Linked DNA regions of Homo sapiens: region 1 is linked to region 2. The links are chromatin loops, found by intact Hi-C in ENCODE. Cell type or tissue: lower leg skin. All regions are shown on one strand. Each heading gives the region's core, and the rest is flanking DNA. Links, peaks and the distances in the headings are about the cores only. Region 1 overlaps NPHP4 (nephrocystin 4). Region 2 has its middle 220 kb from the start of MIR4689.

Region 1 (16,189 bases), core at 3,062-11,061, 280 kb after region 2:
GCGCCTCTCCTCCCACTCAGGAAGTTCCAGCGCCACGGGGATCTGTGCGGTCGGACGTGCAACTGCCAGCAGCTTGTGGTTCTCAGCAGTGCCACTGTCTCCACCAGCATCGGCTGCTTGGCCGACAGGGCCAGGGGACACCAATAGCTGCCAGGCACCGCTACTGGTGGAGTTAGTCTGGGAGAGCAAAGAGGGTGAGGACCACACCTCGATGTCTCTCAGAAAAAGCAAAGGCCGTCCAGTCCTGAGAGTTGCCACCATGAGATGCAGCTGCCAGGGAGATGTGGAGACGCCCCATACAGCAGCATAGGGGTTGCAAGCAGCAGCCCCACTAAAAGCCCGCACTGGGAGTCAGAACATCAGGGACAGGCTGCACAGACAGGGTAGGAGGGGACAGCCCCGCCGCCGCCAGCAGGCCCTCCCCAGCCACGCAGAAGCACGCAGGGATCCACTGTGCTTAAGGGGGGACAGAGGGTTTTCTTGCAAGTAATTGACTCTGGAATTCTGAAGGAGGCCGTGGGGGGCCTGGACTTACCCCTGGTCCCACAGGTGAGTTCTGCGGGGCAGCGAGAACTCGAGGTACTGGCGCTGGCGGGCCTGGGAGGAAGCACAGTGGGGTAGGAGAGGGAATGTGTCAGCCTGTGTTGGGGGCAGTGGGCCCCTGAACCCCCACGCAGTCAGGTCTCCACAGGCCTCACCACCTTGTCTGTAACAGGGGCAGCCGCTGGTTACCGTTCAGGGGCAACAGCAGCAAGGGTGCCACCCAAAAGTGTCGCTGTCTATCTAGAGCCCTGGCATGCACCAGCAGCCAGGAGAGGGGGTACAGCTGGCCTCGTCCTCACTGTTCTTCCTGGGCCAGCAGGTCTCACAGCTTGGGGTGCTTGGAGCTCCCTAACACGCTTCTCCTCACTAGTCATCTTTGCATCTTCCCTGCCCGGAAGAGCTGGGGTCTGAGGTTGCCCCAGTCTTGCAGCTCCCTGACTCCGGCTGTTTTGTTAACCGAGAAGCTCCTGAGCAGACACTGCCAACCTGGCTTGCGGCCTCACGAACACCCACTAAGCACAAGCTGTCCGCCAGGTCCTGCTGAGGATTCTCCATGCAGGCCCGGTAACACTGGGAGGCGCACCTGGGGGAGGCAAGGCCAGCCCTTCATGGGGTCCCCCTGGAGCCAGGGACTGAGAACTGCCTTGGCCCTTTATAAGGCCACAGCTGCCTCCCAAGCATCCAGGGGCTGCCTAAAGAGCCAGCAGCCTCCTCCCAGGGCCACCTGTACCTGCCCAGCCCCGCCTCAGCCCAGCTGGCATTTGTGCTGCTTCTGCAACCCCTCCCCAGGCCACATGGACACCTCATGGCCCAGCAGACCCAGGGCTCTCAGCCCCTGCACCTCAGCAGGAGGAAGCCCCAGCATCGCTGGAGTCTCTGAAACCCACCAGGCTCCTGCCACAGCGGTGCTGGAGCGTCCATAGCCACTCGTCTCTTACGGTCATTTCACATACACTGCCATTTGCCTTTGCCCACCATGAAACCACCAAGCCAGACCCCAAGCCCATCCTGACGGGGCCACCTCTGCCCACTCAGAGGCCAGGGTGGGAGCCCTGCACACTGAGTCATCTGCCTGGCTTCCCTGAGGCCCACAGCCCAGTCTCCAGCCCATGTCCTGTCCCCACCTGGCTCATGACAGCCTCCTTCACGGTGACAGGACTCTCCACTGCAGCAGACACTACCACTCCCCATCGGACTTCCAGGATAACCCAGACCTCCGGAGAAATCAGGCTTCCCCCATGGCCCTGTCCCACCTCCCGTCACCCCCATGTGGCCCACATCTTGGGCCCAGCAGCTCGCCTTCCCTCCCTCTCCTGTGGCCTCTGCTGCCATGAAGGTTGGGCAAACGAATCTCCTATATGTCCTGGTATCCTGAATTCCTATGGCACAGAGCACAGGCCGGCACTTACGGGACCTACGGACCAAGCACACAGCACAGAGGCCTGTGACGTCAAACGCTGGGCACTCTGGATAGAGACTGCTCAGCCACTTCGTGTTCCGCTCTGAATCCCAAAAAAACAAAAACAACAAGGAAAATGCTGTCGACCAAGGAGAAACCAAATCCAGAAAGTGCCGCCCTAACACCAGAGCTGCACGACCATCGGAGCCAATCCCCGCCGTGCCTCTCCCAGCAGCTTCCAGAACCCATCCAAGGAGGTGCTTCCCCAGCTGCAGGATCTGGTGGAAACCCTGCTAAGGGCCTGTGGATGGGTGGAAGGCATTGGGGCAAGGCCAGAGGGAGCCCCCAACCCTCAGAGGATCCAACTGCCCAGCCTGGCGGGCACAGCTCCCAGTCCAACTACCTCCTGGGCAGCGCCCATTTGGCCCGCGCAGCTCCTCTGTAACCAGCCACAGTAACGTGGCTCCAAGGAGCACAAAGACTCTGGTCAGAGGAACCTGCCCTTCTATAAATGAGCTCACGTGCTCGGAGGGAGTTAGCAAATGATCTAGCAAGCTCTGCTTCCCCAGGAAAATATCATCTCACTAAAAGCAAAATGCAGATGAGGATTCTGCAGGGGCCCAGCTGTCCTCAAAGCCGATGCCTCTCCCCAGATTCCCTGAGTGCCTCTTACAGTCCATTTCAGAGCTCCGTACGGCAAACCCCTGCCCACCTCCTCCCAGAAAAAGCCTGAAAGATGACACAGCAGAGTGGTAAGTGAAGCTCCACGCCGTTCCTCCGTAAATGGGAACTCGGAAAACTCCGCAGGCTGATTTTGATAATGAGGACAAATTGCCAGAAATGGCTCCATTATCTTCAGCAGAGACAGCGGGCACTCGGGGGCCAGCCCTCCGTGCCTGTGTGCGTCCTCTTGGGGAGGAAAAGCTGGATGAAAAGTTAAACCTTCCAAGCACATCTGAACTTCTCGCATGCATTTTATTTCCCCATCGTCTCAAATTTGCATACAGTGTGGAAAGTTTTTTCAAGTAACTCTTTATATCATGACTTATGCAATTTTTTCTTCCAAGAGAGTAAACCTACCTACAAGGCCATTTAAAAAGGCCATTAAAGGTGGCCATTTAAAAAGATACCTGGTGGGAAGCCCAGACCCCCAGGGCCCAAAACTCAGATCCAACCGGTGAAGCAGAGCAGGAAGAGACACACCAAGGCCACGAAATAACTCAGTTTCGAATCTCTTTGTTTTAATGTTCGATGTGGTTATGGGTTAAGGTGCTTCCCAAACTATACTCATAGTCCTGCCCAGAGGACAGCGCGGCCGCCAGGGAGCACCCGCTGTACTCCAGGCCCCAGGAGTCTTCCAAAAACCACGGTGGAGTCTGGGAAGCCTGACTTCCGCCACATAACAGGACTTGGCTGACAAGCACCTGGGCCAGCAACTGAACCGGGAGCAGCATGCGTGTGCACAGGACACAGGTAGGAGCAGCTGCGGTGAGCAGACAGACGAGCACAAGGCTGTCTGGGGCAGCGCTGCGACAACAGCAAAACATTAGACACAATCCTGGTGCTCCTGCAAATGGAAGCTACCTCAGCAGAACCCGGCAGATCCTGCGTGGGGCAGGGGAGCAATGGGATGGGAGGAGACCAGCCGGTGTGTGCAGAACTGGGAAGGCAGCCGCGGCAAGTTAAAAAGTGACGATAGGCCGGGCACGGTGGCTCACGCCTGTAATCCCAGCACTTTGGGAGGCCGAGGCGGGTGGATCACAAGGTCAGGAGATCGAGACCATCCTGGCTAACACGGTGAAACCCCATCTCTACTAAAAATACAAAAAATTAGCCGGGTATGGTGGTGGGCACCTGTAGTCCCAGCTACTCAGGAGGCTGAGGCAGGAGAATGGCGTGAACCCGGGAGGCGGAGCTTTCGGTGAGCCGAGATCGCGCCACTGCACTCCAGCCTGGGCAACACAGTGAGACTCCGTCTCAAAAAAAAAAAAAAAAAAGAAAAAAGAAAAAAGAAAAATGAAAGAAACCCACAGTGTATACGGGTGTGCTGGCAAACTCGTGGTAACCACACCCATGAGACATGCTAGGAAACGCGTATTCCTACATTGCCCATAAAACTTAAAGTAAATTAAATGTTAGTTTAACAGTCATTATAAGACACACCTGTAGGTCCCTGATGGAGCCTGAAGTAGTAACACAGTCAGCACAGAATGGAAAGCTGAGACCTCCACGGCAAGCAGCATGACCAGGTGCCTCTCCCAACACGGAGCCCCTCCGTTCTCACCCCTGCGGCAGAGGCCTGGGCTCCCTCACTGGGAGGGGAATCAGCGTCTGGCTGAGCCACCACAGGACCCTGGTTTCAGGGAAATAACCTGGCGTTAAGAAGAAGAGCACAGAGCCTGGCCAACGTGGTGAAGCCCCGTCTCTACTAAAAATACAAAAATTAGCCAGACATGGTGGCACGCGCCTGTAATCCTAGCTACTCGGGAGGCTGAGGCAGAAGAATTGCTTGAACCCAGGAGGCGGAGGTTGCAATGAGCAGAGATCGCGCCACTGCACTCCAACCTGGGCAAAAAGAGTGAGACTCCATCTCAAAAAAAAAAAAAAAAAAAAGCACAGAGACTCAGCTCTTCCACGGCTGCTCCAAGAAGCTCGTGGCCAGCGGGGCCCTGAGATGGGGTTGCCAGCACACACCTCTGGCCCAGAGCCAGATCTGAGAAGAGCAGGAAGAGACTAAGTCACTGGTTTCCCAGGACACCAGAACCAACTGTGATCCAGAAATGGTCCACATGGATTGCTAGAGACAAAGAAAAACTTAGACTTCCCACCACGGCAGGTTTCTCCACCTCTCTGAAGATTCCTTTTCCCTGACGCTCTATCACTCTCCAATCAGTCTCCACTTGCTGAAAACCACAGTCAACAAAATCTCAAATGTCTACTTTTCTGTCAATTTAGCTTCAAGAAACTCAAAAGCCCTGCACTCAACTACAGCACAGGCCTCAGGAGGCAAGGCAGGGCCTGCACTCTGATCCCAACCCCGGGAGGCCACGCATCCCACCTGGTCACTGCCAACGTCTTCACACTGCCTCTGCACTCGCCTGGAGGGGGCCCTGCAAGAGGATGCAACCCACACACATTCCACACGCAAGAGAGACAGGCATGCCCTCAAGCCCATGGCTCTCAGCACTGTGGGTGAGTTGAACTGCAGAAGTTGTACAGTGAACAAATAATGCTCAAATATACTCACAGGGACAATATTCCCCAGAATTCCTCCTTCCTCCACCCCGAAGGAGATCATTCTATACATAACGCAGAGAACAGAAAAGAACATTGTTACCCAGAGTAATAATACCACTAACATCACAGCCCAGAACAGAGGAAGGAGCTCTCCAGCCAACCCCATGGCCGCCAGGCACGCAGCTCCCCGCAAAGTAAGTACACTGGGCTTCGCTTCTTCATCACGCACGCGGGCCAGGACATGAACAGGGATAGGGCTGGGGCAGGAGGCGGCCTCCCCACCAACAACCCTCTCTCACTTCCAGCGTCACCTCACCAGACAGATTAAAAGTACTGACTACCAGCTGGACATGGTAGCTCATGCCTATAATCCCAGCACTTTGGGAGGCCAAGGCAGGAGGACTGTTTTGAGTCCAGAAGTTCGAGATTAGCCTGGGCAACATGGCAAAATCTTATCTATACAAAAAAAAAAAAAAAAAAAAAAAAAAAAAGGCCTGGTGTGGTGGCATGCACCTGTGGTCCCAGCTACATGGGAGGCAGAAGTGGGAAGATCACTTGGGCCTGGAAGGTGGAAGCCACAGTGAGCCGTGACTACGCCATTGCACTCCAGCCTGGACAACAGAGTGAGATCTTCTCTCAAAAAAATAAAAAGTACTGACTACACAAGGGAGTCCCGGCACTGCCAGGCTGCGGTGTCCATGTCCTGACCTAGGGTTTCACTGAGCAGCTATCTGTCGCCTCAAGCCACATAACTTTTCAATATGCATGCGCATTGCCAATTAAAAAGTGAAAATAGAAGCAAGGGGAAAGGAAGGACATGTTTTCACCACCTTTACTTTCCCACGTCCATAGATTCATTTTCCAACAAACATTTTATCAGATGCCTGCGCTATGACAGGACCACAGAAAGAAATGAAGATAAGGAAACAGCTCAGTGGAGGACGGGGCTGTGGTCTTCATTGAGATGTCTTCCTAGGCTGAAGGGAGCAGGGGCCTCTCAACATCAGGACACATGCATGGAGGCCAACGTGTCCTTTCTGGAAATGTGAACGGGGTCGTGAATGCGGTCCCCACAGCACCAGTCCCCTGTGGCCCGACTGCCCCAGCAGGTGCCAGGTAGACCTCCCCCCCGCACCCTGAAACGCACCTGTCCTCCTGGGCCTAGCTGTGCTGCCAGCCTGCCACTGAGCAAACAGGGGTCAGCAGAGGGCTGGATGAGGGGTCCTAACAGAGGAAAATGCTCATTTCGCTGAGCAACTGCCCAGCTGAGCAAAGCTGCCTGCATTTACCTATGGGGTCAGCAATTCCGTGGGAGAGAGAAGTCCTGAGGGAGGAGGGAGAGGGGGCAGCACGCAGAGGCTGTTGCTTAGCAACTCATGGCAGCTGGTGGAAGGCAGGGACGGGCCAGGCCTTGGGCCTTGGGCCTTGGGCCTTGGGGGTAGACTGTGGCCCTGTTACAAACAGGGGTAAACAGATGGCCCCAAAAGGCAGGGGAAAGGAAGGACCATCGCTAGTAAAGATGCAGTCTCTGGGGTTTGAAGAAGGGTTGCAAAAAGTAGCTTCCTTTCATCAGGCCGTGAAAATAAAGGATGAGTCAGTATCTAGTGGTACTCTAGACACTAAGAATTCACATGGCAAACCCACTTGAAAGGCCTTTATTCCTAACTATTTGTAGGTAAAAAGTCATTGTTCCTAAGAGTTTGAAAACAGGAATGGGAAAATGAACAAAACCTAAGCAGAGATCAAGGGGCAACTGGATGATGAGTGAGCACAGGACTCTGTGCTGCAGGAGTCCAGATCCCAGGCAGCCCAGGACTGCAGGAGTCCAGATCGCAGGCAGCCCAGAACAGGAGCTGGTTCAGCAGGCCCAAGCCGAGTGGGGAGTTCCGTGACTTGCCAGAGCCCTGAGCTGGGGTCACCTCCAGGGTCAGTTTCAGAAGTGTCACCTCCCTTGTCAAAGCCTTGCTCTGACCCACTGTCCCACTAATTCTCCAGCAAAATGCACCCTTACCACCTGCACACGAACTTCCATTCCGTGGTTGGAGGGTGGCCAAAAAGCTGCTCCATGGCCTTAGACTCTCCCCCACCACCATGTGATTGACTGAACCACCCTCACCCAGGACAAGGGAGCTGCTGTCTGTCGGAGAGGATGTTCCAGACCAGCTAGCAGCACAGCAGGCACCACGGGGCAGGAATCTAACTCCACGTGTCCTGGGAAACACCACAATTACATGTTTGCAATGACCCCTTCTACATGGCTGTTTTCAAATCTATTAAGCAAACAAACCAAAATTCTGACACCACCAGAGGAACATTCAAAAGCAAAATATAGGTCAGGGAAATTCCAAGTTACAAAAAAATAAAGACTGAGTGCCCTCTAGCGGCTCAATGCACACTCTTCTGTGGTAAGTGATGAATGAAACTTTGCTCCCTTGCAATGTTACAGAGAAAATAAAAAGGATTATTCATAACCGAGAGCCAAAGTACCTCACTTAAAGTGACAGCCGCATATCATTAAGATCTCCAAAGGAACCATATAAGTTGGTGAAATACTGAAGTATGAAAAGTTTCCATCATAAGTTAAACACTAGTGGGTATTTAAAAGTCTCTTACATTGGGTTTTGAGAGGCAATGTCTTCCAATGCTTGGAACCTGGGCTGAAGGTAATCATTTAATGTGACATGAATGCAGCCATAAATCCAAATTAAATAAACTCAGTGAAATCAGGGTCCATCCATGTAGATTTGCTGGTCCCCAAACAGTGACTGAGAAGTAGATTATGCTGCTACAGCTCATTTGCACCACCGTTCAACTCCTGGTCCTTCCAGTAACCAAGGCACACTCCTCTCTGCCAAGGATATGACAGTAAATCTTCTGGTGAGGAACTCAAAGCATGGTTCCCCACAGCTCTGCATCTTAAGAAGTCAAGCTAGGCCGGGTGCAGTGGCTCATGCCTGTAATCCCAGCATTCTGGGGCCAAGGTGGGCGGATCACCTGAGGTCAGGAGTTCAAGAGCAGCCTGGCCAACATGGCGAAACCCCATCTCTACTAAAAGCACAGCAGGCTTCTAGAAGGAGGACAGGCTGCTTCTTACCTGTCTTCGTCCTTCTCAAACAAAAGAAAGAGTCACAGGAACTACTCAAGTCTATGCATTCACTGACGGCAAAATGCAAGAATAGCTGGGCAAAGCTGGAATGCAAGAGTGCAGCCAAAGCGGCAGTGGCAGGGAAAGACCCTGGACTGGGATCGGGAGACCAGGAGCCCCAACCCAGAGGCAGCCACTATCTGTCAACTTCACCGACCCTGAATCCGTACTCTCTTCTGGTGGTTTTCCTTTAGGGAATCACCCTCCCAGCCCTTAACCATACAGTCAGGGGTGGCCCCAACCCCCACACCAAGAAGGGTGTGTGACCAAGGCCAACTGTCCCCACCCCCATCCCCATCAGGTGTTACACAGTAAAGACAGGAGGACTCCCACTGGAACAACTGAGTCAATCAGGGCCTTTCTGTTGGGATTCCTAAGCCCAGGATTACCTGGGAGCTCCTGGGCTCACCATGTGGAGAAACTCTACCCGGAAAGAAGCCAACACTGAAGAAAGGAGAGCTTAAAGGGGAGGGGAGGGGGTAGGGGCATGAGGGAGAGAGACGAACAGATGGAGTCTTAATGGCATCCTTTGAGTGCCGGGATCCAGCCATGCCTAACATCAGCTCTACCTCTAGGCTTTTCTGACACATGAGCCAATACATTCTCTCTTGTTGAAGCTATTTTGAGTCAGGTTTCTATCCCTTGTATACAAAAGGGTTTTGATTAATTCATTCACTCTACAAATATGTACTGAATGTTTTACTGTGGGCCAGGACTCATCAGGCAATGTACAGATGAATGAAACAGTCCCCACCGTGAGCTGCTTCAATGATAAGACTCTTCAGTGTGGAGCAAATAAATGCACCAACTATCTGCACCTCTTTACCTTCCAGGCATACGATGAGTCAGTCCCCAGTCCCCTTGTGACTTGGGAGGCCACGTGGCTACTTCTAACCCGGGAGGGGGAGAAGTGACGTGTGCCATTTCTGGGCCAGAGCCGTAACTGATGGTACAAGATCCTCCCCAAGGCCTCCCCTTCCTACTGGCGCAACCCAGCAATATTCAAGATGGCGAACACCCTCTGGGACCAGGACGAGCAGAGCCACCACCAACTGCAATGCGCACGCAGCGAGAGTGAGAAATAAACCTTTTTATTTTAAGCTACCGAGATCTGGAGATTATTTGTTACCATAGCAAATTCGACTAATACCCTCTAAGAACAGTAGCAGGGAAGGAAGGAATCAGACAACACACAAGGATATAAAATAAAAGGTGGTGTCTGCAAAGGGCTGTGGGATGCTGAAAACAAAGCTCTGCCATGGACAAGACCCTTAGGCAGGGCTTTACAGATAAGTACAGGTTTCCATAAGAGAGGGCAAGGAAAGTTTAATATATGCCTTTTTAAATGTGGGAATATTTAAAGACATTTTCAAGTTGTAGGTAAAAAGGAAATAAAAATGGAACTCAACAATGTAGGAAATAACATTCCAAATCAAAACCTATGAAATGGGGTAAAAGATGTACTTGGAAGAAAATTGCAGAATCTTAAATGATTTTATTATTAAACACGATGAGCAAATAAGCTAAGAATTCTGCTTTTCAAAGAGGATGAATAAAGATAAAATATAGAATTAAATTAAGATTAAAGAAAAAATTAATAACTTAAAAACAAGAGAACCAGTAAGTAAAAGTAACAGCTGATTCTTTGAAGAGACTAATGAAATATACAAACCTCTCATAAGCCTGACCGAAAAAGGAAGAGTCCTCCCAAGATAGAAAGCGAAGGAAGGAATCTAATCACAGGCGCATACTGAATGTTTAAATTAGTTACAAACTTTATCACAGCATCCTTGTAAACTAGAGGAAATTGGCCATTTTTTTTAGAGGATGTGTATCCCAAAAGTTAACACAAGATGAAGTGGAAAACATAAATAGACCAATAACCATGAAAAGAAATGTAATTGGTTGTCAAAAATCCCTTCAGTGGTTTCACAGAGAAGTTTTATCAGACCTTCAAGAAACAGGTCTTGCCTTTTGTTTAAACTATTTTAAAGCCCAGAAAAAAATGGGCAGCTTCCTCTGGATTATGACATAAGAGAAAGCTGCAGATCAGGGGTCTGCAAACTATGGTCCACAGGTCGATTCAGCTAACAATCTGTGCGTATCAACAAAGTCTCATTAGAACACAGCCACGTCCATTCATTAACGTATCGCCTATATATACCAGCGGAGATGAGTAGCTGTGACAGAGACCATCTTGCCCACAAATCCTAAAATACTTACTATTTGGCCTTTACAGAAAAAGTTTGCTGACCTCTTCTATAATTGGGCCTCAATTGTAGAAACAGAAATCCCAAATACAAGTTAATCACATCAAGATGGACATAACTGTAAAACTCCCCACAAGTCATTCTCTCTTTTTTAATACTTTTTTTGAACAGTTTTTTAGGTTCTCAGCAGTACTGAGCAGAAGGTACAGGGTGTTCCCACAGTGCCCTGTCCCCACATGCAGCTACCCTCACTAACATCCCAGAGCAGATGGCACGTGATTCTTCTTGCTACCTCACGTATTTGGTAGTTTGTTTATTGTCTGTTTTTAAAGCTCCACTGGGACAGGAGCCTAACCAAGTGCCTGGCACATCACAGACTCTCCGCAAGTCTTTGCTGAATGGAGAGTGGGTAGGAGAAAAGGAGGACCACCTGAACAAGCCCCATCTGAGTCAGCATGCCCTAAAGTGTTTGCAGAATGGCTAAGATAAAATGGTAGAGGCATAGCCAACACTGAGCTTTCTGGGCCCACCCGGAACCTACTTTCGTGGATGCAGTCAGGGCCAGCTGTGTTTGTTTGTTTGTGGGTTTTTTTTGTTTTTTTTTTTAGAGGCAAAGTCTGGCTCTGATGCCCAGGCTAGAGTACAGTGACGTGATCATAGTTCACTGCAGCCTCGAATTCCTGGGTTCAAGCAATTCTCCTGCCTCAGCCTCCCAAGTAGCTGAGACTACAGGCACATGCTACCACACCCAGCTACTGCATGCATTTATTTACTTATCTATCTATCTACCTATCTATCTAGAGACAGAGTCTCACTCTATCGTCCAGGCTGGAGTGCAGTGGTGCAATCTCGGCTCACTGCAACCTCTGACTCCCAGGTTCAAGAGATCTCTTGCCCCAGCCTCCCGAGTAGCTGGGACTACAGGCGCGTGCCACCACGCCAGCTGATTTTTTGTATTTTTAGTAGAGATAGGGTTTCACCATGTTAGCCAGGATGGTCTCAATCTCCTGAACCTCATGATATGCCCGCCTGAACCTCCCAAAGTGCTGGGATTACAGGCATGAGCCACCGCGCCCGGCCTTAAGTTTTTTGTAGAGTCAGGGCCTTGCTATGTTACCCAGGCTGATCTCGAACTCTTGGCTTCAAGCCATCCTCCCACCTCAGCCTCCCAACATGCTGGGATTATAGGCATGAGCCACTGCGCCCAGCCGGGGTTAGCTGTTTTCACCCATCAAAGACTCTGGGGTCCAGAGGAGCTCCGTAGAGATGTGCTCCAGCTGCTCCTGCCCTGGCGGCCCCGTGTTAATTGAACCAGTAGTTGAAGGGGTACGTACATGTGGTCGCTTCCCTCAACGCTGCCAACCAGAAGAACCACAATGGCAGTGGCATGGGGACAACGTTAATGATCGCCCGACAATCGCTGGGCATCTGCTCCACGCCAGGCAGCCCCGAGCACCTGGACATATCTTTACTCATTTCATCCTCCCCCCAATCCTTGGCTATCCTTTGCCCATTTTTCTTTTCTGTTGTTTATCTGCTTCTTATTGATTTGGAGGAGGTCTTTCTGTAATCCTTCTTTCTAATCTTCTCATCTTACTTCCTTCATTAATTTTTAATGGTCATATGTATTGCAAATATCTTTCAGCCTGAGGTCTGTCTTCTAACTTTGTTTACAGAGTCTTTTCTCACACAGAAGTTTTATATTTTAATATAATCTTATTTCTCAATCGTCTCTTTGGTTTATGCTTTGTCTATCTTGCTTAAGAAGGCCTTCCTAACCCAAAGGCCATAAAAATATTCTCCAATGTCTTTTTCTAAGATTTCTCAAGTTTGTTTTTCATACTTTAAGTATTTAATCCATCCCATTTTACAGCTGAGGAAACAGGGACACAGACATTAAGTAACTGCTCTAATATTCAATAAGTATGCATTCATAAGCAATACATGCAATTGTTTTGAAAGTTACTTAAATGCTACCACATTGTTCATTTCCTTTCAGAACTTGTGTTCATTCAACATGCCTTTGTGAAGGTTTATCCACCTGATACGCATAGATCTATTTCATTCATTTAACCGACACACAGCATTTCACTGTCCAAGTAAGTCAGTTTATCCATTCCCTGACTGGGAAACCAGCAGCTGCTGTGATGCTGAGCCCGCCCATGTCTCCTTATACACATGAACCGGTTGTTCTCTCTAACAGTCGTCTGGAAATGGCACTTCTGAGTTGTAGGATATTAACTAAATATTACAAAATCACTCTTCAAAGCGGCTGCACACATCCCATTCTTCCCACGGTGGTAAGAGTTCTGCTTTATCCACATCCTCAGGAACTTTTGCACTATTAGACATCTGGATTCCTCCAATATGAGGGGAATAAAACGGTTTGTCATTTTATTTTCATTTCTCTGATTACCAGTAATACTGAGCATGTTTTCATTTGTTTATGGTTATTGGTTATTCTGGTTTCTTCTCTATAAATTCCCTCTTCATATGACGACAGCGTTAGCGATCGCCCAGCAACTGCTGAGCACTGTCCATTTTTCTTTCCTGCTGTCTATTTCTTATTGATTTGGAGGACTTCTTTCTATAATCTTTCCTCTTTCTGATCTTCTAATTCTAACATTTCTGAAGTTTTGGTTTTTAGGCCATCTGGAATTTATTATTGTACATGACATGAAGCTAGGACTGAATTTTATATTTTCCATGTGGGCAAGGGATCACGCCACACCATTTACTGACTGCTACTCCTTGCGGTAAGCGGAGTAACTGCTGCCACCCCAGAGATACCCACGTCCTAACCCCAGAACCTATACATATGTTCAATGCCAAGGGACTAAGGTGCTCATCAGCTGACCCTGAGATGGGGGGATGACCCTGGATTATCCAGGTGGGCCCAATGTACTCACAATAGTCTTTGTAAGTGAAAGGCAGGGAGGCAGGAGGGTCAGAGTTCAGTGACAACTGGAAAGTGCTACATGGCTGCCTTTGAAGATGGAAGAAGGAGCCAAGGGACGCAGGTGGCCTCTAGCAGCTGGAAAAGGAGAGGAAATGGATTTTCCCCTGGAGCCTCCAGAAGGAGCACAGCCCCGCTGAGCCCTCGATTTAAGACTATAGGACCCACTTTGGACTTCTGACCTCCAGAATTTTAGGATAATAAGCTCCTGTTGCAACGTCACTAATTTGTTGTAACAGCAACCAGAAACTAATATATTCCTTCTCTTCAAGTTGTCACATATCACACTTTATATTTTGTCCCATTATCTATTTATCTCTCTCTGTATCAATGCTATACTTGTTCTAGAAATTAGAACATTACAGTAAGTCTGAAAACTAAGAAAGGTGAAGCCTCCCTCCTTCTTCAAAATTGCCTTGGCTATTCTTGACTATGGTTTTTTTTTTTAATTAAAAAATAACCCCAGCATTTTGGGAGGCCAAGGTGGGAGGACCACTTGAGGCCAGGAGTTCAAGAGCAGCCTGTACAACACAGCAAGACCATATCTCTACAAAACAAAAAACTTAGCCAGGCACGGTGGCACTGTCTGCAGTCCTGGCTTAGCCGGGCACGGTGGCACTGCCTGCAGTCCTGGCTTAGCCGGGCACGGTGGCACTGCCTGCAGTCCTGGCTTAGCCGGGCACGGTGGCACTGCCTGCAGTCCTGGCTTAGCCGGGCACGGTGGCACTGCCTGCAGTCCTGGCTTAGCCGGGCACGGTGGCACTCCCTGTAGTCCTGGCTACTCAGGAGGCTGAGGCGGGTGGATTGCTTGAGCTCAGGAGTTCAAGGCTACAGTGAGCTGTGATTATGGCACGCACTCCAGCCAGAGCAACGAAGTGAGAATTTATCTCTAAAAGCAAAACAAAACAAAAACCCTGGAATATATCCTAAAAGAAAATAAATGCAGCGTATGGGAGAAAGACACACCAGGCGGAGAGCATGAGCCAAGACTCAAAAGTCCGGAAAACACGCAGCATGGTGAGTGAATCACAAGTAGCACACACAGCTAGAAGACGCTTTCAAACCCCGGGATGATCGGCCCCGGTGGGGATGATTTCAGCAGCCAAGAGACTATTAACAGGACTTCTACTTCTGGCCAAGAAGAGTAACAGTGATCAGATTGACCCTCCCATCTAAAATACATTTTCTTTTAAACACAAAATATGTAGAACAGTGGTTTTCAAGACAGTGGACTTCAGGCAACAAAGGAGAGTGATCCCAAGGGCTGGGAAACAGAAGAGGGAAGGCCTACCCTGACCCCAGCTTACTGTGTTCAGTGAGTTTGCACCAGACAGGATGAGCAGCACAGAGAGAGAATGCCAGCCATTTACAGAGGGTCCCACCCTAGCATTCAGTAGAGCGCGGATCAGGAAACTTCCTAAGGCCAAAAGAGAAAGAACCACCAGAGAGGATTACAGGGAATAGGGCCTGGTCTTCACAGGGCAGGCAGACATAGCGCTGTTCCCTCCAGCCACCTGGTAATCCTCATTCTTCATGGGACACCGGGCAGAGCCCTCTGGGGGCACCTGTCATCTCAGTGAGGAATAATCAGCCCTAGATGAAATGCTGATCTGATCTCACCTAACCAATCTTAAGAGCAAGACCCAAAAGGATCTAACAATTTTCAAAGCTTAAGAATATTTATCAGATACAAAAACATTCAGTATCCAGTAAGAGAAAATTCTCAGTATCTGGAGCCCATCAAAAGTTATCAGACATCCAAAGAGGCAGGAAAACAGAACCCAATCAGGACAAAAATCTATCAATCAAAACTGATCCTGAACTGACAAAGATATTAGAATTAGCAAGCCAGGATATTAAAGTAGTTATAACTGTATTTCTTAAGTTCAAAAAGCCAGAGGAAACACTGAACATGTTAAGTCAAGACACGGAAGAATAAAACAAGCCCAGACGAACTTCTAGAGATGAAAACTATAATATCTGAGATGAAAAGTATACTGAAAAGGATAAATGGCAGATCAGACACTCCAGAAGAAAAGAACTTGAAGTGAACTTGAAGACAGAAACTATCTAAAATGAAACACACAGCAAAAGGAGGTTATGAATAAAAGTGAACAGAGTATCAGCGAGCTGTGAGGCAATTTCTGGCAGCCTGATAAACACGTAACTGGGGCCTCTGAATGAGAGGATGAGAGAGAAAGACAGAAGAAATATGTGAAGAAATAATGACCACAATTTTTCCAAATGTGATGAAAACTATAAATCTAGAGATCTAAGAAGCTCAAGGAACCCTGGCAAAAAAATCAGTTAAAGAATCATTCTGGGCAAGCAGAGGCAGTGGCAGACTGGTTTTAAAATCTCCTCCAAACGCCTCATGAAAACAGGGCAGCCAGGGAAGTAAAACCAAAGCCCACAGATGGCATCCACAAATTGATCCAGCCCAAAAGCCCGACAGCAGGATCAGCCCATCAGAGTTTATAGTTAATTTGATTAGAAGGTCTTCAAAACATAACTAGCTGCTCTTTTCCAGTGCCATAACTATATCTTTATTTACTTATTTATTTTTGAGACAAGGTCTCACTCTTTTGCCCAGGCTGGAGTGCACTGGCGTAATCACGGCTCACTGCAGCCTCCATCTCCCGGGCTCAACCAATCCTCTTGCCTTGGCCTCCTGAGTAGCGGGGACTAAAGGTGCACAC
Region 2 (16,189 bases), core at 3,579-11,578:
ACGAGCATTATTCTTTGTAGTCCCAGTAAAATGAGAGAGGCCAGTAATTACCAGCAGGCAGAGTGGCACATGCAAGATTCCTGTTGGGAAAATGCTGAAAGGCTGCCCTTGAAAACCCTCCCTGAAGAGCTATTCTGGTGCCAACCCTCCTAAGACCTCAGATCTTTCAACACAACTTGAGTACTATTTGATCTCATCCCCTCCACCGCATCCCAGACCCATCTGCATGAGTCCTGCCTAGGCTGACCCAGCCTCTACTGGGACAGGCCTTGTTGGGTGGCCTATTCCTACTTTGAACTGTTCAGACTTTGAGAAATCCCTTCCTTTTGACAGATGGAGGTCTACTTCTCTGAAACCTCTAAGGTCACACATAGAAATGGTTTATTTCCTGTCTGTAAAAATATACACCCAACATTCAAACAATCCTACTCTTCTGTTGCAAGATAAACATGTCTTGCTGCTTCATCCCTTTTTAGAACCTAATCAGCTTTATAAATGACGTAGTTAAATGTGGTATTAAACACTCAACAGGTCACAAGTATGTCTGACCCATATGAAATACAGTGAGACCACACACTCCCAGGTTCTGGATGCTCCAATTCAAGTGCTTTCTGGCCTGTCATTTCCAGAATCTGTTTTTTTCTCTGATTTGAAATTGAAATATTCTCTCTCTCTCTCTGTTTTTTTCTAAGTTCTGGGGTACATGTGCAGGTTTGTTACATAGGTAAATGTGTGCCATGGTGGTTTGCTGCACCTATCAACCCGTCACTTAGGTATAAAGCTCAGCATGCGTTAGCTATTTTTCCAAATTCTCTCCCTTCTCCAGTCCCTCAACAGGGTCCAGTGTGAGTTGTTCCCCTCCCTGCGTCCATGTGTTCTCATTGTTCAGCTCCCACTTATAAGTGAGAACAGGCACCGTTTGGTTTTCTGTTCCTGCATTAGTTTGCTGAGGATAATGGCTTCCAGCTTCATTCATATCCCTGCAAAAGACATGATGTCATTCCTTTTTATGGCTGCATAGAATCCCATGGGGTATATGTACCACATTTTCTTTATCCAGTCTGTCATTGATGGGCATTTGTGTTGATTCCATGTCTTTGCTATTGTGAATAGTGCTGCAATGAACATATGAGTGAATGTATTTTTATAATAGAATGATTTATATTCCTTTGGGTATATACCCAGTAATAGGACTGGTAGGTCAAGTGGTATTTCTGGTTCTAGATCTTTGAGGAATTGCCACACTGTATTCCACAATGTTTGAAACCCAAAACTATAAAAACTCTGGAAGAAAATCTAGGCAATACCATTCAGGACATAGGCACAGGTAAAGATTTCATGACGAAATTGCCAAAAGCAATTGCAACAAAAGCAAAAATTGACAAACAGGATCTAATTAAACTAGAGAGCTTCTGCACAGCAAAAAAAAAAAAAAAAAAAATCAGAGTGAATAGGCAACCTACAGAGTGGGAGAAAACTTTTGCAATCTATCCATCTGAAAAAGGTCTAATATCCAGAGTCTACAAGAAACATACACAAATTTACAAGAAAAAAACAAACAACCCCATTAAAAAGTGGGCAAAGGACATGAGCAGACACTTCTCAAAATAAGACATTCATGCAGCCAACAAACATATGGAAAAAAGCTCAATATCACTGATCATTAGAGAAATGCAAATGCAAATCAAAACCACAATGAGATACCATCTCATGCCAGTCAGAATGGCGGTTATTTAAAAAGTCAAGAAACAACAGATGCTGGTGAGTTTGTGAAGAAACAGGAATGCTTCTACATTGTTGGTGGGAATGTAAGTTAGTTCAACCACTATGAAACATTTTCTTATCTCTATTTTTCTGGAACCTCTATTATTCCATGATTCCTCAGATCTCGAGTGCTGTCTATAATTAAACTGCAGCCTCTGTGCTCTAATGTGACTGGCTGAGAACTCAGAGGCATAAATTGACCCAAGCAAAGCACTCAGGTGTTCTTTCTCCTGCTTAAGTCAAAGCATCATACACAGGTTCCTTTTACTTTCAAATGAAATTCATCAGGACAAACTTTCTACTCACCCATTTCACTGATGATAAAAGCAGGTCACAGCATCATAGCAATTCCCAAAGGCCCGAGGCCAGTTGGTAATGGACTCTTTATCATAACCCAAACCTTCAAGCTCCCAGCACTGAGCCTCATCACTAGGAAGAATGATCCTTCACCATTCAGAAATACCCCTCCCATGGGGGCTGCTGCAGACACAGAAGGCAGCTGTCAATCATGATCACTATCCTTGGTGGGGAGGGTGAATGATGTGGCCCCAATAAGGGAACATTTGGAGATTGCAGGTAAGGACTGAGCCTGGGGTGAAAAGGGGGCTTCTGCTCTCTGAACTCTCCCAGGCCTCCCGGCTCTGCCCCAGGGGTCAGGAAATATCACTCCTCGGGACACAGGGAGAATATTGTCTCTGGATAATACAGTTCTAAAAGACAGCCCCTAGTTGGTCCCTCCCTGTGCCAGCACTGGGGCAGCAGCCTCTGAAAACAAATGAGTCATACCATGCAGGCTGCAATGGGGCCCGAAGGTGACAGGAACCAGGACTTTCCAGTGACTTTTATGTCCCCTTTCAGAATGGCTGTAAAGAAAACAAGACATAAAATGCCTCCCCTGTATAATTTGCTGGTTTATAGGTGGTTTCGTCACTTTTTAAATGGCTACCCAAGGTGCTCTTTACAGTCCCCTTATGACTGGTAATGAAAGCTCCAGGAAGAGCCCAGAGAGCCCAGGAAATAAGGAGGTTCCCACTCCCTGCTGCCCTGTGGCCAGGCGGCGGTGAGGGGCTGCAGGGTGGGCCCCGTCCTCAGGGCATGCAGTTCTGCTCACCCTGCATGCTGCCTGCAGTTCTGCTCACCCTGCATGCTGCCTGCAGTTCTGCTCACCCTGCATGCTGCCTGCAGCTTCTAATATACGGTCCTAGGGTTCAATCCGTTCCCATCCCACAAACCCCCAAAGGAAAGACAAATGAAGCACCCTCAAAGGTGAATTTAGACCTGAAAGGCTGTACACGTGTGAAGATGCACATCTATAAATACAGCAAGGCGGATAAAGAGATGGTGGTGGAGGCGGCACACACTCCATCCTGTGTCACCTTGGCTTCCTCCTCCTTCCTGACGCTCCGTGATGTGCCTCTTAGCACCTACACGAAGGCACCATCGTTTTGCTGATTTGGTGCTTGCGTAGTTATTTTTTATATATATAAATAGGGATGGAAATCATTGAAAAATTTTACTAGTAAGTAATTTAAATATTTAGGCCACTGGCAAGGATTTGTCATTATTTTTATGTTTATATTCATTTATTACTATATTAAATTTAACTTATTTTAATAGCAATTAAATTCAATTAATACTAATGTCTTGTGTCCCCAGATATATTAAATGGTAAACTATTAAATTACTTTTACATTTGAAAAAAGGGTCGGCTCATGGGAAGTTGCCAAAATAGCAGAGAGGTTCCAAGTCCCCTTCCCCCAGCTTTTCCAGCGGTTTCACTGTTGATCATTATAATCCAAAGCTCAGCACAGGAAACTAACACAGGTGCCATCTGCAGACCCTTACGAAGATCTCACCATTTTCTCCATACACTCTTGTGTGTGCATGTGTGTCTATGTGCACATGTGCACACATGCATATGTGTGTGCAGGTGTGTGTCTGTGTCTGTGTGCATGTGTGTGTCTGTATGTGCTTGTGCACACATGTCTATGTATCTGTAGTCATGTGTGTACATGTGTGTCTGTGTCTCTGTGTTTGCATGTGTATGTCTGTGTGTACTTGTGTGCAGATGTCTATGTGTATATCTGTATTCATGTGTGTACATGTGGGTCTGTATTTGTTTCTGTGTTTGCATGTGTGTGTCTGTGTGTGCTTGTGTGCAGATGTCTATGTGTATATCTGTATTCATGTGTGTACATGTGGGTCTGTATTTGTTTCTGTGTTTGCATGTGTGTGTCTGTGTGTGCTTGTGTGCAGATGTCTATGTGTATATCTGTATTCATGTGTGTACATGTGAGTCTTTATTTGTTTCTGTGTTTGCATGTGTGTGTCTGTGTGTGCTTGTGTGCAGCTATGTGTATATCTGTATTCATTTGTGTACCAGTGTGTCTGTATGTGTCTCTGTGTGTGCATGTGTGTGCATGTGTGTGCATGTGTGTGCCTGTATGTGCTTGCGTGCACATGTCTATGTGTATATTTATTCATGTGTGTGGACATGTGTGTCTATGTGTGTGTACGTCTCTGTGTCTGTGTACACATGTGTATATCTGTGTCAGCATGTCTGTGTATATGTGCTTATGTGTCTATGTGTATTTGTGTGTATGCACACACATGCATATCTCTGTGTTTGTACATGTGTGCCTCTATGTGTATCTCTGTGTGTGTATATGTGTGTGTGTGCATGTTTTTATCTATGTGTGTATGTCTGAATGTGTATGTGTCCGTCTTTACATATGTGTCTCTTTGTGTCTACGTGTGTCTCTGTGTGTACATGCATGTACCTGCATGTGTCTCCATGCATGTTCACATGTGTCTGTGTGTTCATGTTTGTATTTCTATACAATTTCATCATATGTGTAGACTGCTAGAACTGTCCCAGTGCAGCTACAGATGGTTTCATCACTCTAAGACTCCTCCTGAGACATCTGGCTGTACTTTGTGTGTTTGTTCACTCAGATGCCCTTGAGGACCCGCTCACCTGCCTACTCATACCACATGGCCAGCACTCATGTGGCGCTTCCGCAGGGCAGGGCCCACCATGTTTGTTGAATGAATGATCCTCTACTTAGACATGGACAATCTGAAGGTAACACTGTGAATGACAAGCCAGGTTCCTCCCAAGGCTGGTGCGTAGTGTGAGGCAAGGTGAGGGTGGATACTGGACTCCCTGACCTCAGAGCAGCCCCCCAAGGCCCATCCACTCCACCTCATCCCACCCCCATACAGGATACGACAAGAGGGACATTTCATGATTGGGGGACAATTTCCTAGGGCCAACTAACTCTCAGGTACAGAACATTACGATGACTTCCAAGTAACCCATCCCTCTGGGGGCCTCTGGGCTTCCGAAGAGTGATGAGGAGGAAGAAGTGCAGAGCCCTGCAGACAGCCTGTGCTCTGTTCCTAATAACTGCCCATCTCCACATTCCCAATCAAGCAGCCCCTGGGGAATGTCTTCAGAGCTGCTCTAGGTGGGGGTCCCATCAAAGCAGCACCACTTGGACCATAGTGTTGGAACCCCCAGACAAACATCACCCCTCCGGGCCTTTACCCAGGTCATCTGTAAGGGGACATAGCCCTCTTATCAGGGTCCTGGACCAGAATCCCTAGACATGGCCTGACCCTCTCAGTTCCGTTCCCCCCCTTTTCCTCCTTCTCCAGCCTGCCTACTACCCTGATTCCTGTCCCACTATGGCCTGGGCTTTCTCCAGCACCCAGAGACTGGGGTACATGGCTTTTCCCTGTGGCTCTCAAACCAGTTGATGGTTTTCAGATCTCCGTGGCCATCGTGTCCATGGCAACAGCAGCTTTCAGCTCTCCCACCTCAGTGGTTCTTTCTGATAATGGTTTCCAAAAGGTACAAAGACCACTGGCCTTTTCTGGGCCTCAAATGCCCCCTGAGATCCCAGCTGGGCCAGGCAAGCAGAGGCTACCCTTAGAGACACCATCCAGCCCGGGACCCTAAAATGCACCAAAGCTTGCCAGAAAAAAACGCCAGTCTCCAGGGTGAGGCAGTGCAGTGGGGGCTCCATCAGTGGGCAGGGGCTGGCTATTGGGATTTCCTCACTCCTGGTGGGAGGGAACAGATCTGGTCCTGATGGTCATTTCTAGGGTGGCCTCTTTGACTCTAGCTGCAGATGCCAGAGCTGAGAAAGAGCTAGACCCAAAGTGCCAAAAACATCAGTGAGGGTTCCCCTAAGTTCCACCCCTAGAGGAGGTCAGGGGCGATCTCTGATCTGCAGCCCACAGCTCTCTGCCCAGCCCCGACAATGGCACCTGACACCTGAAGCTTCGTGAGTGCTGAGACCACGTTCTGTTTGTGTTTGCACTCTTGTCACCCAGCCCCTCGTCGGATATTCACAACATTCAGAAAACTAGTTGTTGAATGGATGAAAGCATTAATGAGTCAACCAATTAGTGAATGAATTCACAGAACATTGGGACTAAAATGACCCCTGTGGATATTAAGTGGACATTGAGGCTGTCCCCCTACCCTCCACATCTCCCCTCCCCCGGACCCTTCACAAGAATTCCCAAGAACTTGATCTTCGCTATGTGGGAATCTCCAATCTCTGCAGGAGGGATTTGCTGCCTTCCTGTGACACTCACTCCATCCCGGGGACACTAAGCATTATAAAGCTATTCTTTATGCTAAGCCCAATCTAACGCATTCAGACTCAAAGCCACTGAAGTTCAGGGAAGACATAATTGTGTCGTTTGATTTGTTCACCAAAGAGCAGGTCAGATGGAAAGGTTACTGTCCTCTTAAAAATATTCTGACAACAAATTTTTTAAAATTTTAATGTTATCATTTTGCCTTTTTGGAGAAAGGGTTTCTATTTATCAGCGATGATTAAACACTTCTGAAATCTGGAATTACTGACTTTGACCTTTTCTTTATCGGCAGGTAATAAAACGAATGGGCAGATGACAGAAATGTAATTTGAGGATTACAAAATTTATGAGGAGGCAGCACATTGGGGAGGAAAGTGACTATGATTTGAGTGCTAGCAAGGGATGTGGAGAAAGGGAAGATTTAACCAAAATTGTTTCCTTGGACTCTCAGCTTTAGAAATGAAGATGTCAGTGTTTGTGCCCCATCCACTGCCCGGCGCAGTAAAGAAGAGCTCACTGGATGTTTGTGAATAAGGAAGGGGAGAGGGGAATGACCCCATTGTAGGGCAACAATGGAGAATAAATGAGATGATCCCCATAAAACATTGAGTTCAGACCCGACATGGATCCAGCATTCAGCAAATATTGGCTATTATTATTTTTATCACACCATCTCGTGAGTCTCATCATCTCATGAAATAGTGCATGAGAACAGGAATACTGTATGTAAACCATATGTGTGGTGCTGCTTCACATTCATCCTTTTGGTTCAAAACTGCAGATCCCTGATGCGAAGCTGGGCCCCTCTCTTATTCCTAATTTTGCATCCATCAGTGTTGTGGGTTACGTTGGGTCCCCCAAATGATGCGTTCAAGTCCTGACTCCTGGTAGCTGTGAATCTAATCTTATTAAGAAATAGGGCCCTGACAAATGTAATCAAATGAAGATGAGGTCACATTACAGTGGGGTGGGCCATAATCCAATGACTGTGGTCCTTATAAGAAAAGAAAAATTTGGACATAGGCGTAGAGACACGGAGGGGAGAAAGCCATGCAGAGAAAGCAGCAGAGATTGGAGAGATGTGGCCACAAGCCAAGGTATGCCAGGGGCTGCCAGCAGATGGCAGAAGTGGCAGAGGCAAGAAAGGATCTTCTCCTGGAGCAGCAGTCCTCAATCTTTTGGGCACTAGGGACTGGTTTTGAGAAAGACAGTTTTTCCACAGAGAGGTGAGGAGGGGTTGATTTTGAGATGATTCAAGCACATTACATTTATTGTGCACTTTATTTCTATTATTCTTACTTTCTAATACATAATGAAGTAATTCTATAACTCAGCATAGTGTACAATCAGTGGGAGCCTTGAGTTTGCTTTCCTGCAACTAGACAGTCCCATCTGGGGCTGATGGGAGACAGTGACAGATCATCAGGCATTACATTCTCATAAAGAGAGGTGTAACCTAGATCCCTCATATGCACACTTCACAGTAGGGTTCTTGCTCCTATAAGAATCTAATGCCACTGCTGATCTGACAGGAGGTAGAGCTCAGGCTGGTAATGTGAGCCATGGGGAGCAGCTGTAAATAAGATGAAACTTTGCTTGCTCACCCACTACTCCCCTCCTGCTGCGCAGCCCAGTTCCTAACAGCCCATGGACTGATGATACCTGTCCATGGCCTAGGGGTTGGGGACCGCTGCCCTAGAGCCTGCAGAAGCAGCACAGCTGTGCAGATACTCTGATTTTTGACTTCTGGCCTCCAGAACTGTGAGACAATAATTTCTGCTGTTTTAAGCCCCCCAGTTTATGGTTATTTGTTAGGACAGCCCTAAGAAATGAATACAACAGGTGCATTTGGCCCACAGGTATTGGTGTTTCCTATGTTCAGGTGCTCCGGTAAGCAGGACGCATACAGTCCCTGCCCTTGTGCTCATGTGTTGCCATGTGCCAGGCATACAGGGTCTCCCGATGGACACAAGAGACAAGGCCTCAGACATCACAGACCCCACAGCAGAGGGCAGGAAACCAGCACAAATACCCACGTGATTTGGGAAAAGTCCTGCCAGTAAGAAGCACAGCTGAGCTGTGATTGTGTCAGAGGCCGTGACTTAGAGGGGGATTCCATTAAGGAAACAGACCTGACTCTCAGCTGATGGAAGATGGGTGGGGCACATGGAGTTTATTCAGCTTGGTCAATAGGAAGATCTTGTGTTATGGGAAAGTCCATTTTTTTATTCCTTATAGTAAATTAGGGAAAGTAAGGCTCAACAAAGTCCCGTTAGCTTGTACAGAAACAAAAGATAGCGGGATTTTCCCCAGGGGCCTGGCACCAGGAGAGGGTCTCTCAGGAGGATGCTCCACACAGGTAATGAGGCGTTTATGTTTTCCAAAGCTGTAAACAACTTTGAGAAATACTGTTCACTTACGGCTGCAGTTGGAGCTGCATGGAAGGAGGCTGGCAACAGGGTGAGTGCTGTCCTTGTCCATTCTTAGAGAAACCAGGAGCCCTGAGAACCTGTGTCCAGCACAAAATGACTGACAGCTGGTCTCTCCAATCAGAAGATGGCTTCCCCACCCCCAGCACCTCCTGGGTCTCAGGGCGATTTCAGAGATGAACCTTTCTACCTTCTACCAGGTGGGTGGGTCAATGTGAAAGGGGCAACAGTTTTTAATTTGTAGGGTGAAGGTCAATATTAAAAACATGTTTTGCTGGCCATGCAAGGCTCTCCAAATATTATCTAACTTCGGGACCTGATCAGAGAAATGCCAGAAAGTCACCACTACTCTTGTGGAAAGCAGAAGAAGGAGGCTACCAGAGCGGGGACTATAGGAGCACTGACTTCGGGCCACCCTCTCCTGCAGCAGCTCTTCTGGAACACAAGCCTGGGAGCCTTGGCTGCACTGTCCTTGGTGAGCTGGGAAGTCCTGCTCCACGGGCCCCATCTGCTTTCTGGGTGAGCTTCTCATCACTGTTGTCACAGGATTCATAAAGCACACAGCTCAAAGGTTTCCAATGTGTAACACAATTTCTCCAGGCTCATTTAAATATTTCAAATCAGAAGGAGTTGGCTGTTACATTTCACCTCCCAAAGCTTAGTGAAACACATGGCCAGGCTCGTGACCATGCTGTCTTTGGCTACAGTGGCTCTGTTTCCAAGCAGATTTCTCTTATTCTTAGCCAGGAACCAGTGTCTCATGGCTTCAGGGCAGTAGACTCTGCTCCCAAGACCAGCCCAGGCAGGGGTCTCAGGTCATGGGGAAGTTGTGTGACCCTCAATCAGGACGGGGAGGGGAGGTAGGGACAAGATGGCATTGCTCAGGGGCGTACATGATTGACTCTACAGAGTGTTTGAGCACCTACTATGTGCTGGGCATGCCTTTGGGTGCTGCAGATGGAACAGTGAACAAAGCAAAGCCAGCCAGGCACAGTGGCTCATGCCTGTAATCCCAATACTTTGGGAGGCCGAGGCTGGCGGATCACTTGAGGCCAGGAGTTTGAGACCAGCCTGGTCAACATGGAGAAACCTCGTCTCTACTAAAAATTAGCCGGCATGGTGGCATGCACCTGTAATCCCAGCTACTTGGGAGGCTGAGGCACAAGAATCACTTGAACCTGGGAGGCAGAGGTTGCAGTGAGCTAAGATTGTGCCACTGCATTCCAGCCTGGGAGACAGAACAAGAGACTCTGGTTCAAAAACGAAAAGAAAAGTCCCTGTCCTCATGAAGCTTACCCTGGAGGATCAGTATCCTTGACATGGGAGCCATTTTAAATTAATGTAAAGGAAATCAATCTATATTACCCACCACAGAGCAGAAGGCATACCACATGATTTCTGCTGCTAAGACTAATGAGGGGTGAGCTTCAACCTCAAAAGCATTTCAAAATATTTGGAATGAGGGAGGGAATTATCTTTCTGTTTCTCACAAAGAAGCATGGATGGGTGTGTTGCTCTTATTGTCTACTTTGAATGGGCCATGCATGCATAAGGGACACGTGGCAATGGAACTGAAGGGAAATATGAAGAGGGAGCTCCTTGTGTGTTATTCTAGAGACAGACTGTGCCTCTGTAAGCCTGTATGCCTATGTGTGTGTCCCTCTTTAACACAAAAGGGGCCTGCCACAGGACACAGCATCTGTGAAGACTGTACTGGATCCATGTGTCTGGAGCTGCCTGTCTTTGCAGGCGGCAGAGTGAACCACCACAAGAATGTCAGGTAATGGATGGATCCAGCCCTCTTGTATTCATCCGTTCTCACACTGCTATAAAGAAATGCTTCCTGTGACCAGGCGCGGTGGCTCATGCCTGTAATCCCAGCAATTTGGGAGGCCAAGGAGGGCAGATCTCCTGAGGTCAGGAGTTCGAGACCAGCCTGGTAAACATGGGGAAACCCCGTCTCTACTGAAAATACAAAAATTAGCTGGGCGTGGTGGCCCAGCTACTCAGGAGGCCGAGGCAAGAGAATCACTAGAACCCAGGAGGCGGAGGTTGCAGTGAGCCGAGATCACTCCACTGCACTCCAGCCTTGAGGACAGAGCAAGACTCCATCTCAAAATAAATAAATAAATAATAAAAGAAATGCCTCCTGAGACTGGGTCATTTATAAAGAAAAGAGGTTTAATTGGCTCACAGTTCCACAGGCTGTACAGGAAGCATGGCTGGGGAGGCCTCAAGAAACTGTCAATCATGGCGGAAGGCAAAGGGGAAGCAGACAGGTCTCACATGGCTGAAGCAGGAGGAAGACGGGGCAAGGAGGTGCTGCACACTTGTAAACCACCATCTCTCATGAGAACTCTACCACAACACGTCACTAGGGGGAGATTAAACCATCAGAAACTGCCCCCATGATCCGATCACCTCCCACCATGCCACTTATCCAACATTGGGGATTACAATTCCACATGAGATTGGGTGGGGACTCAGATGCAAACCATATCACTGCCACTGGTGGACATTTGGATCTTTCTATGTTCTGCTACCCTGAGCGATGCTCCCGCAGGTGCTCCAGCAGGTGTGCCTGTCTCTGTGAGCACGCACAAATCATCTGTATGATCAGCTGCTAGATGCAGACTTGCTTAAACAAAGGGTGTGTGCATTCTTACATTTGGACAGATCTCAGAAAATTGTCCTCCCCCCCAAAAAAGTTATTCCAATTTACATTCCCACCAGAAGAAGAATTATTTTCTTACTGTCTTTGTCAATCTGATGGATCGAAAAAGTGCTCATCACAGAGGCCTCAGAAATAACGCCACACATCTACAACCATCTGATCTTTGACAAACCTGACAAAAACAAGCAATGGGGAGAGGATTCCCTATTTAATAAGTGGTGATGGGAAAACTGGCTAGCCATATGCAGAAAGCTGAAACTGGATCCCTTCCTTATACCTTATACAAAAATTAACTCAGGATGGATTAAAGACTTAAACGTAAGACGTAAAACCATAAAAACCCTAGAAGAAAACCTAGGCATTACCATTCAGGCCGTTGGCATGAGCAAAGACTTCATGACTAAAATATCAAAAGCAATGGCAACGAAAGCCAAAATAGACAATTGGGATCTGATTAAACTAAAGAGCTTCTGTACAGCAAAAGAAACTATCATTAGAGTGAACAGGCAATCTACAGAATGGGAGAAAAATTTTGCAATCTAGCCATCTGACAAAGAGCTAATATCCAGAATCTACAAAGAACTTAAACAGATTTACAGGAAAAAAAACAAAAAACCCCATCAAAAACTGGGCGAAGGATATAAGGAAGCCAAAGGAAGACATTTATGCAGCCAACAAACATGAAAAAAAGCTCATCATCACTGGTCATCAGAGAAATGCAAATCAAAACCACAATGAGATACCATCTCACACCAGTTAGAATGGCGATCATTAAAAAGCCAGGAAACAACAGATGCTGGAGAGGATGTGGAGAAATAGGAACACTTTTACACTGCTGGTGGGAGCGTAAATTAGTTCAACCATTGTGGGAAACAGTGTGGCGATTCCTCAAGGATCTAGAACTAGAAATACCATTTGACCCAGCCATCCCGTTACTGGGTATATACCCAAAGGATTATAAATCATTCTACTATAAAGACAAATGCACATCTATGTTTATTGAGGCACTGTTCACAATAGCAAAGACTTGGAACCAACCCAAATGCCCATCAATGATAGACTCAATTAAGAAAATGTGGCACATATACACCATGGAATACCATGCAGCCATTGAAAAAAAAGGATGAGTTCATGTCCTCTGCAAGGACATGGATGATGCTAGAAACCGTCATCCTCAGCAAACTAACACAAGAACAGAAAAACAAACACTGCATGTTCTCACTCATAAGTGGGAGTTGAACAATGAGAACACATGGACACAGGGAGGGGAACATCACACACCGGGGCCCATCGAGTGTGGGGGGCTAGGGGAGGGATAGCATTAGGAGAAATACTTAATGTAGATGAGGGGTTGATGGGCGCAGCAAACCACTATGACACGTGTATACTTATGTAACAAACCTACATGTTCTGCACATGTATCCCAGAACTTAAAGTATTAAAAAGAAAAAAAAAGGAAAAAAAAAAAGCATATTGTGTATGCCAAGATAAGCCTTTGAAAAACACTGGGCTACAACAATGAATTAGATATCTGCCCTCAAAGCACTTTTATATGCTAAACATAAACCACAAACATTTACTGGACGCATACTATGTGCAGAGTAAGTTAATCCAAAAGAGGGAATAATCATTTGAATTTCAATATGAAAAAAAGAAAAACACTGATTGCAAAGGCATAGTATGATAAAAAGAATGTAAAAATCTCATTACATGCTGAAATGATTAAGTTTTGGATACGTCAAGTTAAATAACATCGTTAAAATTAATTTCATCTGTTTCTTTATCCTTTAAAAAATATCCTAAAAAAAATAACATCATTAAAATTTTAAAAAAAAAAGAAAGAAAAAGTGCTCATCATTAGGACAAATAGCTAATGCCTGTGGGGCTTAAAACCTAAATGCAGGTTAATAGGTGCAGCAAACCAGCATTGCACACGTGTGTACCTGTGTAACAAATCTGCACGTTCTGCACGTGTATCCCAGAACTTAAAGTAAAATAAAAATAAAATTTTTAAAAAAGAAAAAGTGCTCATTTCAGGCAGGATTTCATATGAAGGGTGAGACCTCCCTCCCATAGGTTTAAGGGCCCTGCTATTTCCTTTTCCTTGACTTGTGGGTTTGTGACCTTGGACAAGGTGTAAGGAAGCTGAGAATACCAGTCTGATCTCCCTCCTCCGGCCGCCACCACAGTTCTCGATTCAGGTTTGTGGGCCGGCCCAGTAGCTACTGACTGCCCTCCTGTGTCCAGAAACCAAGGGGCACATTTAAAAAGTAAATTGGAAGAGATTCTGCTGTGATGATTTTGTGCCCTCCTCAAGACAGCTGATAGCCCATTGGCATCTTTCAAGACCAGGGTTTGAACCAAAAGGTCTGGAAACCTCACAGAGCTGGAAGAGGAAGGGCGGAGGCACAGGGCACTGACCGAGGAGCAGCCCCTGCCTGCCACGCTCTGATGCCTGCTCCCCCAGCCTGCCCCGCGAGCTCACGGTTGGCTCATGAGCTGCGTGTCCCTGGGCCCACAGCTGTGCATTGCTAGCAGAGTGCTGAGCCATCTGCCGTGCAGGTAGGAGCCCTGAGCCGCAGAACCAGAATGAGAACTTCTGTGTGCTGCTGGGCCTGCCACAGAGATCCCAGACTCAGGCTGGATGGAAGCCCCAAAGGTGGCAAGTCTTCTGCACCCTGGCCCAGTGACAGACAGCACCCCACGCTACTGGGTGGATGCAGAGAAGTGTTTCCGAATGCCCCACCAAGAAGGCTTTGGGGGTGGAAAATGGCTTCTCTCCCCACTGCACACAGCCCTGAGTTTGTGTTTCAGCACCAGTCCTGTCCTGCTCCTGGGGTGAAGATGAAAAGACCCAGGAAACTACAACACAAAGCAGGAACCCTAGCGTACACCCTCCTTTTAGGCTTTTGTTAGTTACAATGTATCAAAATTGGTTCCTCAGCTGTGATAAATTCACGCCCTAATGCAGGATGGTGACAGCAGAGGAAGCCGGGAAAGGGCAACTTTTCTGTAAACCTAAAACTGCGCTAAAACAATAAAGTCTAAAAGGTGCTGACCCAAGACCTAAGACAGGTTTTTGGCTCCTATCTGGCATTTGTGGCATCGTGGAGGCTGTGCCGGGGCACTTAGGCCCTCCTTTGGGGCACTGGAGAAATTTATTTGGGGATGGAGCAGAAGCTGGGATTCTGAAGACAAGAACTCTCAGGACCATGTGCCAAGCAGGAGCAGACTGAGCAGAATTAGCTCAGAGTGGGGTAGAAGCAAGGAGACATAGGAGTCCAGATGGAGCTCAGGAGCTCAGACCTAAGCCAGCCACCTGGCGGAGAAGCAACACTAAAAAGGGCCCAGGAGGGCTATGGGGTTGACACCTGGCACCCAGAGCCCCCGTTCCCATGTCTGCTCAGTCACTCAGAAAGGACAAAGGCCAGCTCCTCTGCCAGCCACCACCTCCATCTCTCCCATCCCATCACCCATCCGGCAAGCCTGGCTCCAGGACCTCACAGGCATTCGGAAGGAAGGGGCTTTGGAGCAGGGCTCAGCTGCTTCTCTGGGGGTCTGGTTACCCCTTTCCCTCATCCATTCTGCAATGACTGTCAGGTGCCCAGGATGCACCAGGGGACCCAGTGCTGTGTCCCTGCTTAGTGGCATTCAGAATCCGTGGCTTTGAGCAAGGGATCTGTCAAAATGACCCCGTCTGATGGCAAAGGTGGGTAAGAAAAGGCCTCAGCCAAAGGTGTCAGCAGCCTCCTGAGGATTCCCACTGGGATTCCCGCTGGGCAGGTGACGACAGACACTGTGTTGGGTCCTGCCCTCGTGAGGCCTGAGCACCCTGCCTTCCGGGAGCCTGAGAAGTAGGCGGGAAACAGAGGAGACCTTGGAACCTGAGCCAGAGGACAGGCAAGAGGCCTCACGACCTTGTCTTGAGGATGTCCACCCAGGGATGGAGGGGAGGGCCCAAAGTGGAGACACCTTAGCATCCAGGTGGCACTCACTCTCATCCTGTGGGATCAGAGAGTCTTCATCCCAAAGGGCAGGGAGTGGGGAGGGCGCTTCACTATTCAAGGTCATCCCAATTCAGCTTTCCATTTTGAAATGGTTTGGCTTTGTCCCCACCCAAATCTCATCTCGAATTGTAGTTCCCTTAATCTCCATGTGTCGTGCGAGGGACTCAATGGGAGGTAATTGAATCATGAGGGTGGTTACCCTCATGCTGTTCTTGTGATATGAGTTCTCACAAGATCTGATGGTTTTATAAGGGGCTTCCCCCTACCCTACTTTGCTCTTATTCTTCTCCTTCCTGCCGCCGTGTGAAGAAGGACAAGTTTGCTTCCCCTTCTGCCATGATTGTAAGTTTTCTGAGGCCTCCCCAACACTGCAGAACTGTGAGCCAATGAAACCTTCTTTCTTTATAAATTATCCAGTCTGAAGTATGTCTTTATTGGCAGGTGAGAACAGGCTAATACACAGCTGCCACAGGAAATGCCCCCTTCCCACCCCCACATGCCCCAAATTCTACCTGTCCCCAAGCTTTATTTGGGAACAGACAGCAAAATCTGTAGCCAAGAATGACAGCTGCCCAGAAGAGTCTCATGGGCAGCCTCAACCTCCAGTAGCGCCCACTGGGAGCCAGAGACTGGGGAGGAGGAAGGGAGTAAAGGTTTCGATGGGGAAGGGGAGACGTGACTGCAAATGGAATGTCCCAGGT

What was found. A loop is a pair of places that touch in the nucleus more often than their neighbours do. Peaks named below come from ENCODE experiments on the same cell type or tissue, not always from the same donor. Only the 100,000 strongest peaks of a DNase experiment are listed, where the experiment ranks them.
Region 1: a loop joins it to region 2, with 3 times the contacts of the local background. A loop is called at or near these places in 8 of 110 quality-filtered maps.

Annotation. Positions count from the first base shown.
Region 1 is chr1:5,908,617-5,924,805 of GRCh38, forward strand. It overlaps NPHP4 (nephrocystin 4), which reads right to left. Exons shown (of 30, transcript NM_015102.5): 12 at 536-597. Among named protein-coding and RNA genes, the nearest start is that of MIR4689, 54 kb to the left of the region's middle. RefSeq lists enhancers at 97-622, 11,278-11,778. In lower leg skin, for the core only: a CTCF peak has its summit at 7,557 (motif pointing left); DNase peaks (open chromatin) are centred at 3,305 and 5,025.
Region 2 is chr1:5,629,878-5,646,066 of GRCh38, forward strand. No RefSeq gene overlaps it. Among named protein-coding and RNA genes, the nearest start is that of MIR4689, 220 kb to the right of the region's middle. RefSeq lists an enhancer at 13,458-14,029. In lower leg skin, for the core only: no CTCF peak of the experiment used is centred there; DNase peaks (open chromatin) are centred at 7,474 and 9,434.